3 separate regions of the Homo sapiens genome follow, and all the other regions are linked to region 3. Evidence: chromatin loops called from intact Hi-C (ENCODE). Cell type or tissue: heart right ventricle. All regions are shown on one strand.

Evidence for each region. A loop is a pair of places that touch in the nucleus more often than their neighbours do. Peaks named below come from ENCODE experiments on the same cell type or tissue, not always from the same donor. Only the 100,000 strongest peaks of a DNase experiment are listed, where the experiment ranks them.
Region 1: a loop joins it to region 3, with 2.2 times the contacts of the local background. A loop is called at or near these places in 9 of 110 quality-filtered maps.
Region 2: it touches region 3 in a loop (1.9-fold over the local background); 9 of 110 quality-filtered maps call a loop at or near these places.

What each region holds. Positions count from the first base shown.
Region 1 is chr1:198,273,098-198,278,097 of GRCh38, reverse strand. It overlaps NEK7 (NIMA related kinase 7), which reads right to left. Exons shown (of 10, transcript NM_133494.3): 6 at 29-137. Among named protein-coding and RNA genes, the nearest start is that of NEK7, 120 kb to the right of the region's middle. In heart right ventricle, no CTCF peak of the experiment used is centred here; no DNase peak of the experiment used is centred here; H3K27ac peaks cover 1,628 bases.
Region 2 is chr1:198,262,865-198,267,864 of GRCh38, reverse strand. NEK7 (NIMA related kinase 7) reads right to left here. Exons shown (of 10, transcript NM_133494.3): 5 at 3,630-3,740. Among named protein-coding and RNA genes, the nearest start is that of NEK7, 110 kb to the right of the region's middle. RefSeq lists a silencer at 2,552-2,846. In heart right ventricle, no CTCF peak of the experiment used is centred here; a DNase peak (open chromatin) is centred at 2,626; H3K27ac peaks cover 4,200 bases.
Region 3 is chr1:198,203,435-198,208,434 of GRCh38, reverse strand. All of the region lies in intron 1 of NEK7 (NIMA related kinase 7), which reads right to left. Among named protein-coding and RNA genes, the nearest start is that of NEK7, 49 kb to the right of the region's middle. In heart right ventricle, a CTCF peak has its summit at 1,982 (motif pointing left); a DNase peak (open chromatin) is centred at 3,214; H3K4me3 peaks cover 935 bases; H3K27ac peaks cover 1,542 bases.

The DNA.
Region 1 (5,000 bases), 70 kb before region 3:
TTAAAAGTACTTAATGATTTTATCTTACCTCTATGCATGACTCTTCGAGAATGCATGTGTTCCAATGCACTGCAAAGCTGAACAAAATACTTCCAAACAGTTCTTTCAGGAATTAGCCTCTTTTGCTTCTTAAAATGCTTTTTGAAAATTAAAAATAAGAACTATAAAAACTAAAATTTCTCAAGACTGGATTCTGGTAAGCAAAAATCCGTAAGTCAGAAAAACAGCTAATTTTATCTACCATTATCAACTAAAAAGCATATGATCTTTATACTGAAATTATTCCAATAATTTTATCTGACATAATGGCTTAAGTTTTTTTCCTATTATAACTAAGGTTAGCGGAAACTGTGTAACAGTACCTTTTTGTGATGTCCCACTATTTCAAAAAATTAACATCTATATAAAACAATTTCTTGTCTTAAAAGGAAGATGTCAAATTTGATTTTAAGAAGAGCCAGAATAAAAAAGTCTAGATACCAGTAGGTAATTATGTTCATTAAAAGACAATTCTTCTCCTGGCAGAAGGTTTCACTACAGAATTCCTTTTAAATATTGAACCACCCTGGTGATTTGAAATATCATAATTTATTAAAAATTAAACAAATAAAAGGAATTTATGTAGAAAGTTTTCATGAATATTTCTACTGCACAATGCAAGTCAAACTTGTACTTTGCTTTGAATGAATGAAACTAAACTCCATGGAAGAAAAACCTTACAGGAATGCCCAGGCAAAAAGCTGACAGCACCAATAGGCTACTTAGGAGAGGGGTCCTGGCACATAAGAGGGCAAATACTACAATAATTGTAAAACCAGAGGTACTTATTTATGCTCATTTTTTCTACAATAAATCTGCTAGAAGACTATACTAATAATATACTACTTCAAGGACAAAGTTCTTAGCTTCATAAGACTTACAAAGATTCAACACATAAAAATTATTTTTCAAAAACAAAATGCAACTGGTTTCCCATTTAACAATACCTATAAATGACCAACATGAATATTGCATTGTAATAGGTTTCCATAAAATTTTCTAATAATTTTAACTGTTTTAAAATATATATAGGTATTAAAATTTAAATATGTACTTTAATGCAATTTATCCAAAGACATTTTGAGAAGTCCAACTAAATTGATTTTTTGTTATTGAATATGGAGGAACTATACTTGAGAAAATTCTAAAACAGCTACCTTTCAGTTTTTACACCTGTGACCAGCTGAGGGCAGGCTGAATGGAAAAACAGTACAAGGAAATCTGCTGATATCCTTACTTCATACTTAGCAAAAAATTATATCTACTGTCTCATATGTACTCAAGGTATGTACCAAAAGATAAATCTTTAAGGAAAAGCTAATAATCTTAGTTTAATCTTTCTTATAACACATATTACAGAAATAAATTTATTAGCAATTTCAATAGTTATTATATCAGTAACATTACATCCCAAAGAATAAATAACAATTAGATGACCAGGTAATTAAAAAGCAAATCAGGGTCTTACTAAAATGTTAGAAACCTCCCATATCATGTTTCAATACTAAGTCTTTTTAATTGCAGACTGTGTCAACATCAGTTTTCATTCAAAGGGGGCAATGCTACAAAATCAGTTCTTTACACATAATTTTCTTTCAGACTTGGAATGAGTCCAAATAAACCCTGTATATGTGCTCTCCCTGATGCTGGATTAGCATATCAGAGGACTGTTTGATGTCAACAGGAAGATGGGGACCAGGTTTCTTTTCATTCAAAAATAAATATAACATATCATGTGTGTATCAGACCATGAAAACAAATTTTTATGCTTTAATACGGATTTTGAAATCATCATAATTATAATGTAGTTGGCAGTTTACTTTTTAAATACCATTATAAAAAAGAAATCAAATCTAAAAGAAAAGGCATAATTTAAAAATTGCCCCCAAATTGCACAATAGGGAAGACGTTACCGGACCAAGATAATCTGATTATTTTCATGTTTTTGTATTCTTTGAGACTGTAACTTACAAGTTAAACCTGATGACAAGAAGCTGAATTCAATATACTACTACTCAGAATGACCTGGTCTAAGAGTTAAGTATCCAAATTCGTTATAGGCCTTTAAAGAATGACATGAATTTGACTTTTTCACAAAATAAAGGCAGTTTCATTATGCCATTAGTATCTCTCATTATTTTTAATGTGTGTGTTTAAACATATGTGGTTTTTAAACCATTCCTTAAGTATAGGGTTTTGGGGGTTTGTTTTTTTTTGTTTTTTGAGAAAACCAACACTTAAAATGAGAAAAGCCTGTCTGTTCTGATGGTGGCACTGTTGGCTATCTCTTAAAAGAGGATGAACAGCAAAAAGGCAATGAAAATTCGAATTCTTTTTACTATGGGTAAAATGTATATTAGCACTACAAAGCAGGAACTTCCATAAAGCCAAAGAATTTAAAAAAAGAAAGGACAATCTTCTCTTAAAATTTATTCTAATAAACACATATCTTTTTAAAAGTTAATTATCTAGCCAAAGAGCATTATTGTTTGAAAATCCTGTTTCCCTTGAAAAAAGGCAGCCCTATATAAATGTTTAGCTCTGATTAAAAAAAAAAAAATCTAATGCCAACGTGTAAAAAGTAAAAATGTACATATATTTGTTATATAGTAAGTTTTTAATATAGCAATAAATAATGTAACCAATCCATCTAAAAGTTGGTATCAATATAAATATTTATAAGAAAATGAAAGAATATGTGACAGGGCGCTTTTACAATATTTATGCTATGAAATAGAATTGCAACTTTTTTATAGTTGAAAATAAAGTATCTGAAAATTTATGGGCAGGCAAAAATAAACACCCAGATATACCTGATCACTTGGACATAATTTTGTTTAGTCTTTTTTTTTTTTAAGTAGGCTAGTCTTTTCCCTATGCAAATCTTCAAATACTATTTACTTTAAAAGTAACTTTTCCACTTTTATCAAAATTATTCAAATAAATACTGGATATTATTCAAACAGAAAAATCAGATGTGACAAAAAGCTAATCAATTTACATATAAAAGTATGTATATACAAACATCAGATTATATTATTTCTGACTTATGTGTAAGAAGATTACCATCATTTCACTTAGGTGAAATTCAGCATATCTGGTAAAACCCATCTGCGTCACCACCTAAGTGATTTATATTAATATAAAAAGGGCTATAGCTGATCCAAGCTGTCTCCTTTCAAAGATTTTGGGAAAATAGTCACATCTTAATAGACACACTCTTTTTAAAATTATTCATCTCCAAACATCCCACTACAAATTAAATGACCAAGACCAAATCCAATTATATAGTGGACAGTGAATATCTAAGTATCATTTTTGAACTCCATTGAGTAACTTGGTTCCTGCATTCTAGACATTACAACTCCAAGTAGAATATACACTGCTTATTTCTGAGTTATATAATTCTAATATTCTTCCTCAAGAAATCTCAGGAAGAGCTTCAGTGATATTACCCAGCATAACCTCATCAACAGAGAAAGATAGAAAATGATCTTATTTTACAAAAAAATTACTATTCTCTGTGGCATATCAAAACATTTAAGCATAAAGTTTGACATGTTAATCTTTAAAAAAGAAAATTTCAGGCAAAATATCTGGAACTATCAGGGTCAGCTTCATGGGCAGGAAACCTGTGTTATGCAGGTCTGGCACTTGGGGTTTAAAGCTCTGTTACTGCCATCTTAAAAATTTTTAATTTTTAACAAAGGGACTTGCAATTGTGTAGCCAACCCAGGGAATCATACACTAAGCATCCTTTAGAAATGTACTGCTGTGGTTAAAAAAATAAAAAACAAACAAACAAAAAAATGCAATCCTGGTGTGCAAGGTGTTTTTGAAGAGGATTAGGAAAAATGTTAATTAAATGATGAGAAATAATGAAGTCATAAGAGAACTAGAATTACAGGCACCAGCTGCTCTCCATTTCTTCCAAGTATCTAGTAAGAGGAAGTAAGTGATTTATGTTAAATATAAGGAAGCATTTCCTGCTTGGAGTGTTGTCAAATGTTTAAATGTGCCACTAACACAATCCATATCCATCTTATAATAATAGACCTGATTATAAGGTTTGACAGTAACTGGTTGTGTGACCTTGAACAAGCCATTTAACCTTGATGGGTCTCAGCTTCCTCACTCTATTATAAACAGAGTTTGGAGATGATCTATGACGTCTCCACCACTTCTAAAATATAATCTGTGGGTCTACAGTCTTAGTTTCAAATAAAACAGAAATAATAAATGTCTGTTTGGCACATTTCATACTTAAAAATAATAGTTTCTTGGTATGCCTTATCCTTCATATATCCAATTAGTAAAAACAAAGCAACAACAAAAAAACCTCAGAGATCCCTATTGGTCCATTTAATACTATAAAAGGTCTTAACATGAGATGACAAGCAGTTAGAATTCTTTGTTATAAGTTTGTAATTAGGTCAAACATTTACCATCAGAGGGGATGTTAAGTTCTCAAACACAGCATTGTAATTATAATGCAATTTTATAAGACTATATTTTGTCGTGGTTATTTCAAAGAATTAAATTCACAGAGACTGGGTGATGAAAAAGATAGGATGCTTCTGGAAGTATAATGGACAGTTCTAAGTGTGATTTTTATCATTTATTAATCTTTCTATGGAAACATTTTTCTTTGGAAGGCATAATGAGGTATCAACAAACTAAACTTCACAAATATTTGCTATACATAATTGTGGGAAATTATATAAAATTAAAATTTTGGTATGTAACACTAATTTACAGTGCATAAGTATTTTCTCTTTTGGCACAATGAATACAATTCAGATATCTTAAGTTGCATTAGAAGGTGTAAAGTAGGATGGGCCTGACAGTCATGAGATCACTGAGAATACTTATCACTAGCATCTCATTTTATCTTCTTATCCAAGGTCTACTAGTCTTTGTCTTTTCCTGTAATGTTGGAAAATCTATTAAGAGTGCTAAGC
Region 2 (5,000 bases), 59 kb before region 3:
GTCTGACTGTGAAGGAAAAAAAAGAACTAGGGTAGTAATTGAAGGAAAAGGCAGGCAGAGGTGAGGGTGGTAGGACTTAAGAGGGTCTTCTGAGATCATCTTACTTAAAATAGCAACACACAGGCTGGACACAGTGGCTCACACCTGTAATCCCAGCACTTTGGGAGGCTGAGGCAGGTGGATCACCTGAGGTCAAAGTTCGAGATCACCCTGATCAATATGGGGAAATCCCATCTCTACTAAAAATACAAAAATTAGCCAGGTGTGGTGGTGCACACCAGTAGTCCTAGCTACTAGGGAGGCAGAGACAGGAGAATTGCTTGAACCTGGGAGGCAGAGGTTGCAGTGAGCTGAGATCGCACCACTACATTCCACCCTGGGCGACAGAGTGAGATTCCATCTCAAAAAAATTAATTAAATAAATAAAATAAAATAGCAACACACCTCCTCCAAACTCCTTATTTAATTTTTCTCAATTGATTTATCAACATCTGGCATATCATATATTCTACTTGCTTTTAGCATTTTATTTGACTTCCCCACTGGAAAATAAGTTTCTTGAATGAATGAATGAATGAATGAATGAATGAGGAACAGGTGTGTGTGCATGTATATACATGTAAATATGTTTAAAATAACAGTGACCTGAGCATATTTAAATGATGAGAAAAGGCACTCAGAAGTGCACAATGGTTATAAATCTAGGACTGGGAACAGATAATGATAGGAATTAAGATTTCTGAGAATACAGGCAGAGAAAGGATAGAGAACCCAGGTGGAGGGACACATAACAATCCCTCCTATCTAACAAGAATACGGTAACAGGAGAGAAGGAGGAGAGAACAGTAACAGACACAAGTAGGTCTAGCAGGTTCAGTTATGGGAAGGTGAGGGTGCTCCTGTCTAGTGACTTCTAAATACTCTGTAAAACTGGAGGAATAAAGTCAACTTTGAAGAGTAGAAAAGGGTAGATTTGTATGATGCAAGGGGGCTAGAAGAAGAGTAGTGATCAGAGGTTTAAATGGAATAAAGAAAATGTGAATACCTATCAGATATCATACATGCATACAGGCACAGATGGATGGGTATGTGCACATACATTTGTACATATGTCTTTAAAAAGTATATATATAAACATACTATATATTATATTACTTAACCATCATAACAACACTGTAAGACAGGTATTACTGACCCAATTTTATTGATGTAGAAACTGGCTCAATCATTAAGATTAAATAACTAGGACAACTGATTAAAATCCTTTAATTGCCATCTGAATTCACCAGTGTAGTTTCAGAGATCCTGTTATAATCATCCCTTATAACCCACACTTTTCCTTTATATAACTCATTACAACTGCAGGTATATAGTTTTATATTAGTATTAGTCAAATGCCTGTTTCTCCCACTGGATGATGAGTTCCAAAAAGCCATGAACCATGCACCTGGCACATAGTAAATGTCTAATAAATGAAAAAATAAAATCTAGAGCTATTTTTTAAAAGCTACAAATTGGTACTAACTATTTAAGGGACTAATTTGGCAATAGCTATTATCATTTAAAATGTGCATACTCTTACTCGGCAATGTTTATATGAATCTATGTAATAGAAATAGACAATAGAGTATGTATAGATATAGTTGTATTGATGTAGATAAGGCTTTGTACTTGAGATTTCTCTGTAAGAATAAAAAATGAAAACAATCCAATTATTAACAAAGTAATAAAATAAATCGTGATGTGTCTGAGAAAGAATAAATGTATTAGTATATATTCTTATATTTAAATGGGTATAAAGATAGTAAGTAAAGTTGGGAAGGTTTTGTGCACGTAAAGGTTAGAGGTTATTTCTGGGACATGGGAGTGAGGGAGAAAAAGGAAGGACCATATAAATAAAATTGGGTCAGTAATACCTGTCATATAGTTTTATTATGATGGTTAAGTAACATAATATATAGTATGTTTATATGTATACTTTTTAAAGACATATGTACTAATGTATGTACACATATCCATCCATCTATTTAAAGGCATATGTACTAATGTATGTACATATATCCAACCACATATCAATCTTTCCTACCTGCCCAGGAAATCAACTCTTTATCTACACTAAACAATGCAGGAAGCCAGCGTGCTATAAGTTAGACTTGCAGGAAGCCAGACTGCTACCTCTAGTGACAATCTAGGAAGCTAAACAGTAACTTCTATAACAATTGATTAATAACTGACAGCTTCCCTAATTTTGTCTCTGCCTCTAACTAGGACCAACCAGAGAAAGCCAAATATGTACTCCTAACCAATCACAAGGACGTCCTGTTTCTAGTCAGCCGGTCTATAGCTTCTCTATGTCAGCAGCCTCCCATCAGGGCATACCCAAAGGCTTCCCTTTTCTTCCCTCTATGAACCTTTCATTCCTTTGCTTGCTTTTAATTCTCTGCCAAGATGCAAGTGATGACTGGCTGACTCCCTTGCTACAGCAAGCTCAAATAAATAGCTTTTGTTTTTCTCATTCGGTTATTCTTGTTTGTTTCTAGATGGTTCAACTTGTCTTCCATAGTAACAGAAGTTTAGCTGGGCATATGGCCAGCTGAATGAAGACTTTCTTTTCCAGCCTTCCTTGCAGCTAGATAGGTTCATGAGAGTACATTCTGGCCAAGGGAATGAAGTTGAAAATGTTGTGTGACAGGCAGCACTCAGGAATGTGCTTTAAGATAAAGCCAGCATGTACTCTTTGTCCCTTCAAGCCTAGTGTGACTTGATAAGCTAGAAATAGGCTGGGTCTCTAAAATACTCTTGATAGAGCAGAGCTACCATACTAGCCCCAGACTTTTATGTGACAGAGAAATAATAACAATAACAATAATAATAGCAGCAGCAGATACATTTACATAGCCTTACAATGTGTGAGGCATTCTTCTAAGCTCTTAATAAATACTAATTAATTCAATCATTACAACAATCCTATAAAGTAGGTTCTATTATTACTGTGTTTTTTAGAAAATGTGACACAGAGAAGTAACTGGCCCAAGGACAAACAGTTTTTAAGCTACTATTATTTAAGGGTTTCTATTAATTGCAGCTGAACTTAAACCCAATTAATATGCCCTTAGAAAAGAAGGTTAAACAACTTAATTATATTAATTATGAATTAATATGCCCTTAGAAAAGAAGGTTAAACAACTTTTATGTGGGGTTGATATCCAAGGTCTGACTGCAAATCCCACTTTCTTTGATGGATTCCCCCCCAAGAAACAGGTCAAGCTGCTCTAGAGTCTCTTTCTACCTCCTTTTACTCATGTCCAGAGACACAGGATCAAGCATGGTCTGCTCAGAGAATCAAACAGCAAAACTTTAACTCAACTTACAGAAGACAAGTATCTTGGCCTCTTTCCAAGTTGGTTTTGGGGTGTTTAGATATTTAAGCTGATCAGTGTAAACATCACCAAGTAAACCAGTTTCAGAATTATGATCACTAACCATCTACTATTTGTTACATATCTATCAGATAAGCTTTGCATTGAGGTCTTTAGTTTAAAATATCTAATATCCCTATGTGTTTAACAGACAATTCTATTAGAAAAAAAAACAAAACAAAACATTAAGACAATTTTTTCAAAACTTACCTTGATCATTCTGGATAGGTCGCCAGCATCTGCTAGTTCCAAAACTATGTTTAGTTCATTATCTTCAATGAATGATGCATAATATTTTATTACATTTGGATGGTTGAGTTGCTGAGAAAATAAAACAGGCATCAGAAAGTTTTCTTACTGTAAATATCCAAGAGTCACTTATAGTTTTGTACTTAAGAACAAACTTCACCGTATTTTTTAAATTACAGAAATCTTAACATGACAGTATACTTTTCTTTAGTGAATTGTGAAACAAATATTACAATTATTAAAAGTAAAACTAGGTATAAATTAATTTATCTTAATATTCTTTATTAGAAAGAATATATTTTACGTTTAAATCTTAATTTAAAAGTACTGCTATGCCCAATAAGCATATCAACAGATGCAAGAAGTAAATGATAGAATTAGGTCGCCAACTGCTAAAAATTACATCCTCAAAATGAGAACTTTCATTTAGGAACACTCAATGATAAATAAAGTATCCCTTTTTACTCCTACTTGGAAGTTATGGTTGGTCCTAGAATAACTCCAGCTAGTAGACAAAACACAGCTGGTACCTACTATACTATATCTAACTATTGCTTTTATATCAAATAACATACAGGACTTATTCATGTGAGCCAATTCATAAAATCATCCCTAAGAAAAATTTTACCTTGTAGAAATATACGTATCAGTCCCTACTCATTTGCAATCCTTTTGTTCAATCTTTAAACATATTAATACAAGATGAATTGTTTCTCTGAGAAATTATGCAGAAAGTATGGGTGACTTTCTTCTTTCTACTTAAAGTTTTCGCTGCAAATTTTCTATGATGACATGCTATTTCCACAGTAAAAGTTTACATATATTTAAGCCAGCTACTTCATGTGCCAAGAAATAACTACAACTAACAGAATAGTCAGAAAACATTGTTTTGACCTTACTTTCTTCCTTTTTGCATAAATCTGGTTCATTTTAGGCACTAACACAAACGGATGGCATAAAAAAAGAGCGAAGTCTTAACTAAAAGTTAAAAATACAACATAGGCCGCAGTATTTCTCAAAAGAAACTTCACTATAAAAGAAGCAGTGCAGAAATAACTGAAATCTCAGTCATATTCTTAGTAGATGAGAAACTAAAAAGCTAATTCCTGGCATACTCTTTACATGCACTCTGTCTAAGTCTGGAAAAAGTATTGAAACATTAGAAAATGCATGTGAACCATTTTGATTAGTCCACATTCTCAATATAATACATGTTGAGATAATGCTAATTTGCATTTATATTACTTAACCTTTAGAATATGTCTTGTTGGGGTGGTCAAGAAAAAAAAATTCTTCAATGTTTTATGCCCATTTTATCTATTTCCTACTTTG
Region 3 (5,000 bases):
CATTTCAGATTGGGTGACAGGGCAAGACCCTGTCCCAAAATAAACAAACAAAACACATTATACTTCATACATTTATTCAAACCCTAAAATTAAAGTGATTTCTGATAGCTACTGCCCCCAGCTACCTAGACAAAAAGTAAAAATTATCTGAAGGAAGATAACATCTTACGCTCCAGATTATTTGTACAAACAATTTTGCACATACTATATCCAATACATCATGAAAAACAGCCAGGCACTCAAGCAAGTAAGACTACATGAACACAAAATAGCAAAGAGAATAGGCAGAATCAAAATGACCTCAGATAGAAGGCTAAAGATATAGGAAGAAATGTTAAATGAAGAGCATGGCAACAGGGCAAATTTAATTAAACATCTACATGAAACCACAGATAAAAGTGATTGCCATGTTAGAAATGTATCTAAAATTGAAATACATGACAACCAACACATAAATAGAGAGATAAATGAAGTTGAAGTGTTCTAAGGGTTCTATTAGGATGTCTGGGAAAAGAAAAACTATATTAACATTATCTTTATTTCATTTTTATTTTTCAGTCTATGTCCCTTTTTAACATTTATTTTTAGAACTTTTTAAATTAAGGTATAACTTATATACAATTAAATTGCCATTTTAATGTACAATTTCTAGAAGTTTGACAAACTCAGTAATGAAATCAACCACTAGAATCAAAATATAGAACAGTTCCATCAGCCCATACAAGTCCCCTGTGTCCTTTCAGTGTCAAACCCTCCTCCAATCCTTGACAAATACTAATCTGTATTCTGTCCCTATAGTTTTATCTTTTCTAGGATATCATATAAATGAAGCCTTTTGAATATGACTTCTTTCACTTAGCATGGTGCATTTCAGATTCATCAAGGTTACACAGTTTGTTCATTTTTATGGCTGAGTACTACTCCATTGAATGGACGTATCTCAATATTCATTCTCCAACTGAGGGGGGTCTGCATTGTTTCCAGTTCAGGACAATTATGAATAAAGCCATTATAAATATTTGCGTACCAGTCCATACATAAGTTTTCAATACACTCTACGCTCTGGTAAATACCTAGGAATCAAATTTCTGGGTAGTATTACATTTAATAAGTTAAGGATAAATGTAAAATAGCAGGTCTTTATTTGGCATAACAAGAAATAAAACATAGAGAATGAAAGTATTTCAGACTGGCCTGAGTTATCACATACCTTCTTTGTGGTCTCGGCGATGTTCCTGTCACTCATTATTTTATTGCTTACTACTCTAATAAGATTATCAAAAATACTGGATATCATATTTGCCTACTGAATTTGTATTTTCGTCAATTCATCAAGTGATAAAGAAGAAACAAGTAATAGGATTTTAATAAAAATTGTGACAAATTGAGAAATGTAATGAACCTTTCAATTCTTTGGAAAAGCAGACATTACCTTCCCCTGACTATTCACTGAATTAGAATGGACTTAAAATGAAATCTTAAATTGTATGCTGAAAGCATATAAATGCCATATTTTCATCAGAAAATTAAGCCCACTATGAGGACAGTTGTTTATGAATTCCTACTCTTATTTCTATAAAATGCCTATGGTTATTAACTAATCAATAGGAATGGAATACTGAAAAATGCATAACATATAACCATAGAAATATTAAAACTGTTAAACATAAGCTTTTGGATATAGGATAATTTATGTAAAAAAATTTTTCAAGGCACTGAAATGAGAAAAAGTTCACAGCACTTGTCTTTTTTTTTAAATCTTTTTGGAGCTGTTGCCGTATTTCAGACATATTCTCTAAAATATCTGATCATTTCCCAATAGGGCAATACACTGACAAAGAAAGATTCTACTTTAGAATGCAGGCATGTGTCACTAAAATATCATTTTAAAGTTGTTTTACACTGCAGCATCACTAAAAAGTAATAAAGGTTGAGATAATCAGGATTAATATTTTTTATTTTGGTTCTTGCTGACACCTGCTGGTTCAATTTTATCTTCTTCCTTACTACATATTGATACGTTAACAGTTCTAAATACAAAGGCTTCTAGCACATAAAACAGAATCTTTAATCAAGGGACCACTGACCCAAAAACGAAATGAGCACATATCAGCCAATCACTTCCCATATTCACTGATTTTTATTGAAATCAGTGTTGTGGTTATTACTGTAACTCACTCCCTAATGAATGTACTTAATTCAAAGTCTGTTACCTAATATTTTGATTCTGCCTTATGACTTAATTCTGACATTTAATTCTGAAACTAAAGTTACAGTTTTTTTTTAACTTAAACTGCAAAAACCAGTAGGCCATATTAATAGAACTCAAAAACACAAAAACATGATGTCTTCAAAAATATTACACAAGGTACTACTTTTGTTTGTTTAAGCAAACCCCAAATCCCATACTGATGAAATTAAGACAATAAATAATATATCATCCTTACTAAATCCTTAAAATTTTGCTTTCTTCTTTCCCTCCTCTTTCCCCCAAACCCACTGTAACACAATGGAAGAGAAGTGGTACTTTCCTCTTTCTAAAAACTTGTTTCATATTCCTAACATTAAAAAAATTTTTTTAAACTGACTTTAAAGGGAAAAAAAGCTACAGTAAGCTGCCTTTTTACTTATCTTTTTATTCGCTCTTACTCTGTAGTTTTGTGAACCTAATAAGAAATAGACTCCACGTACCATTATTAAATAGGCAAAAGGATTAACTCAAATCTGAGACTGTACCTTAGGATGTGTATGAGAAAGCAAAAAAAAAAAATGTGAGTGCAGTGTATGTCATGAGTAAATACTTTTCATTTATTAATTACACATTAAATCTGTTTCTCCCAGAGCAAATACAGTTATATAAACCTAATTATTTTGGGCCAAGTAATCCTGAGTGCATACTATGAACAAGTAGTTCACACCCCTGCTTGGCTATCAGAATCACCCATGGAGCTTTTTTTGTTTTAAATATAACTGCTTGGGCCACTCAACACCTCCACCCCTGATTATGATTAGGTAAGTCTGAAGTAGGACCTACATTTCTGTATTTCGAAATAAATAAAACGGTACAGAGATGATTATCATGCACAGTTAGGTTTGAGACTGGCACAGTATTTTCATTTAATAGGAGTGGAGGTTCACTCTATTTTCAGTTTAGTTCTTTGCATCCAGATGTATCATTGAAAGTGATGCGCACTTGGCAATGCCTGCCAAAACTGCCGCTGTTTTTGGCCCCACTAATAAAGCTGTTTTAGACTCAGGCAAAGAACATGAAAGAAGCAGCTCATGCTCAGTGCCTTTCTGAGTATAAATTGGATCCAAACAAAAATAAGCAATGGGGTTTTTATTCACAGACACTGAATGATTACTTAGTGGAAGTAGGAGAAGAAGGAAGGGGGGACGGGGAGCAGCAACAGTAGCAGGGGCCTGGACTATTCCTGGGGCATTTTAGTTGTTGTTAATATTGTTGTTATTATATGTTACATTTTAAAAGAAGAAGGAAAATTGGGAGGGAGCACAAACATCCCTCCCAGGCACACGCGGATGTCTCTTGAATATCTCCCCATTCCTTTTTTTTAAAAAACAGATCTCAAGTCACACATTAGTTACAAATCTATATAAAATGTGTTTTATTCCTCAAATTGCAATGTTTGGAATAGTTATTTCAGCCAATATCTGTAAATGAAATACCTGAGTTTCTTTTTTTTTTTTTTTTTTTTTGAGACGGAGTCTCGCTGTCGCCCAGGCTGGAGTGCAGTTGCGCGATCTCTGGCTCACTGCAGGCTCCGCCCCCTGGGTTCATGCCATTCTCCTGCCTCAGCCTCCCGAGTAGCTGGGACTACAGGCGCCCACCACCTTGCCCGGCTAATTTTTTGTATTTTTAGTAGAGACAGGGTTTCACCGTGTTAGCCAGGATGGTCTCCATCTCCCGACCTCGTGATCCGCCTGCCTCGGCCTCCCAAAGTGCTGGGATTACAGGCGTGAGCCACCGCGCCGGGCCCTGAGTTTCATTTTTAAAATAACAAATACAGATCTAACCCATTAAACTTTAAAAACAAAAAGAAATCAAGCATCTCAATATATGCCATTTTAGGTACTGTAACAACATTACAGCACAGCAAAAAATAAGTGTTATGACTTGCTCTCATATTTATTTTTTATTTTTGTATTATTCTTTTGTATCAGACTCTTACTCTGTCACACGGGCTGGAGTGCAGTGGTGCAATCACGGCTCACTGCAGCCTCTAACTCCTGGGCTCCAGAGATCCTCCCGCTCCAGCCTCCCGGGTAGCTGGGCTCACAGGCACGTGCCAACATGCCCAGCTAATTTTTAAGAAATTTTTTTGTAGAGACAGGATCTCGCTATGCTGCCCAGGCCAGTCTCAAATCCTGGCCTCAAGTCATCCTTCCACATCAGGCTCCCAAAGTGCTGGGATATGGGCATGAGCCCCTGCAACTGGCCGCTCTCATCTCTAAAGTTTTCCATTGTATCCTCAAAATACAAAGACTACTACTTTCCCAAAAAGGATCTATGAAAAAATATTTTACAAAAGAAAACAGGAAGGAAGGAAGGAAGGAAGGACACACACACACAAAAAAAAAATGAATTCAACCTCTGTCACTTTCTAGGCCACAGGTCAAACCAATGGGTCTTTTTCTGAGCTCTCTTTATTAGCAGCCCCTGCTTTAGATGTGGGGGGTGAGGTTCATTCTTTTGTTAGTTTTATTATTTCTGTCATGACTGCTCCTGTTTTTACTGACTAGGAAGTGTTTTCAAACACATGATGTTACTTCTCACAGTCCTCACTGGATGAAAAGGGGCTTTATTCTCCAAAATTCAGTAAGATTGTCTGAGTCACAACAGAATCAGCTTCCCTTCTCTGGAATAGATACCAATGTCCGCACAGACAGAAATCTCTACTTCTCCTAGACATTAAAGTAACAGAGTTCTTGTGTGTTTGTCTTAATGTATTGCTTCTCAAACCTTTCCATGAGCAATGAAG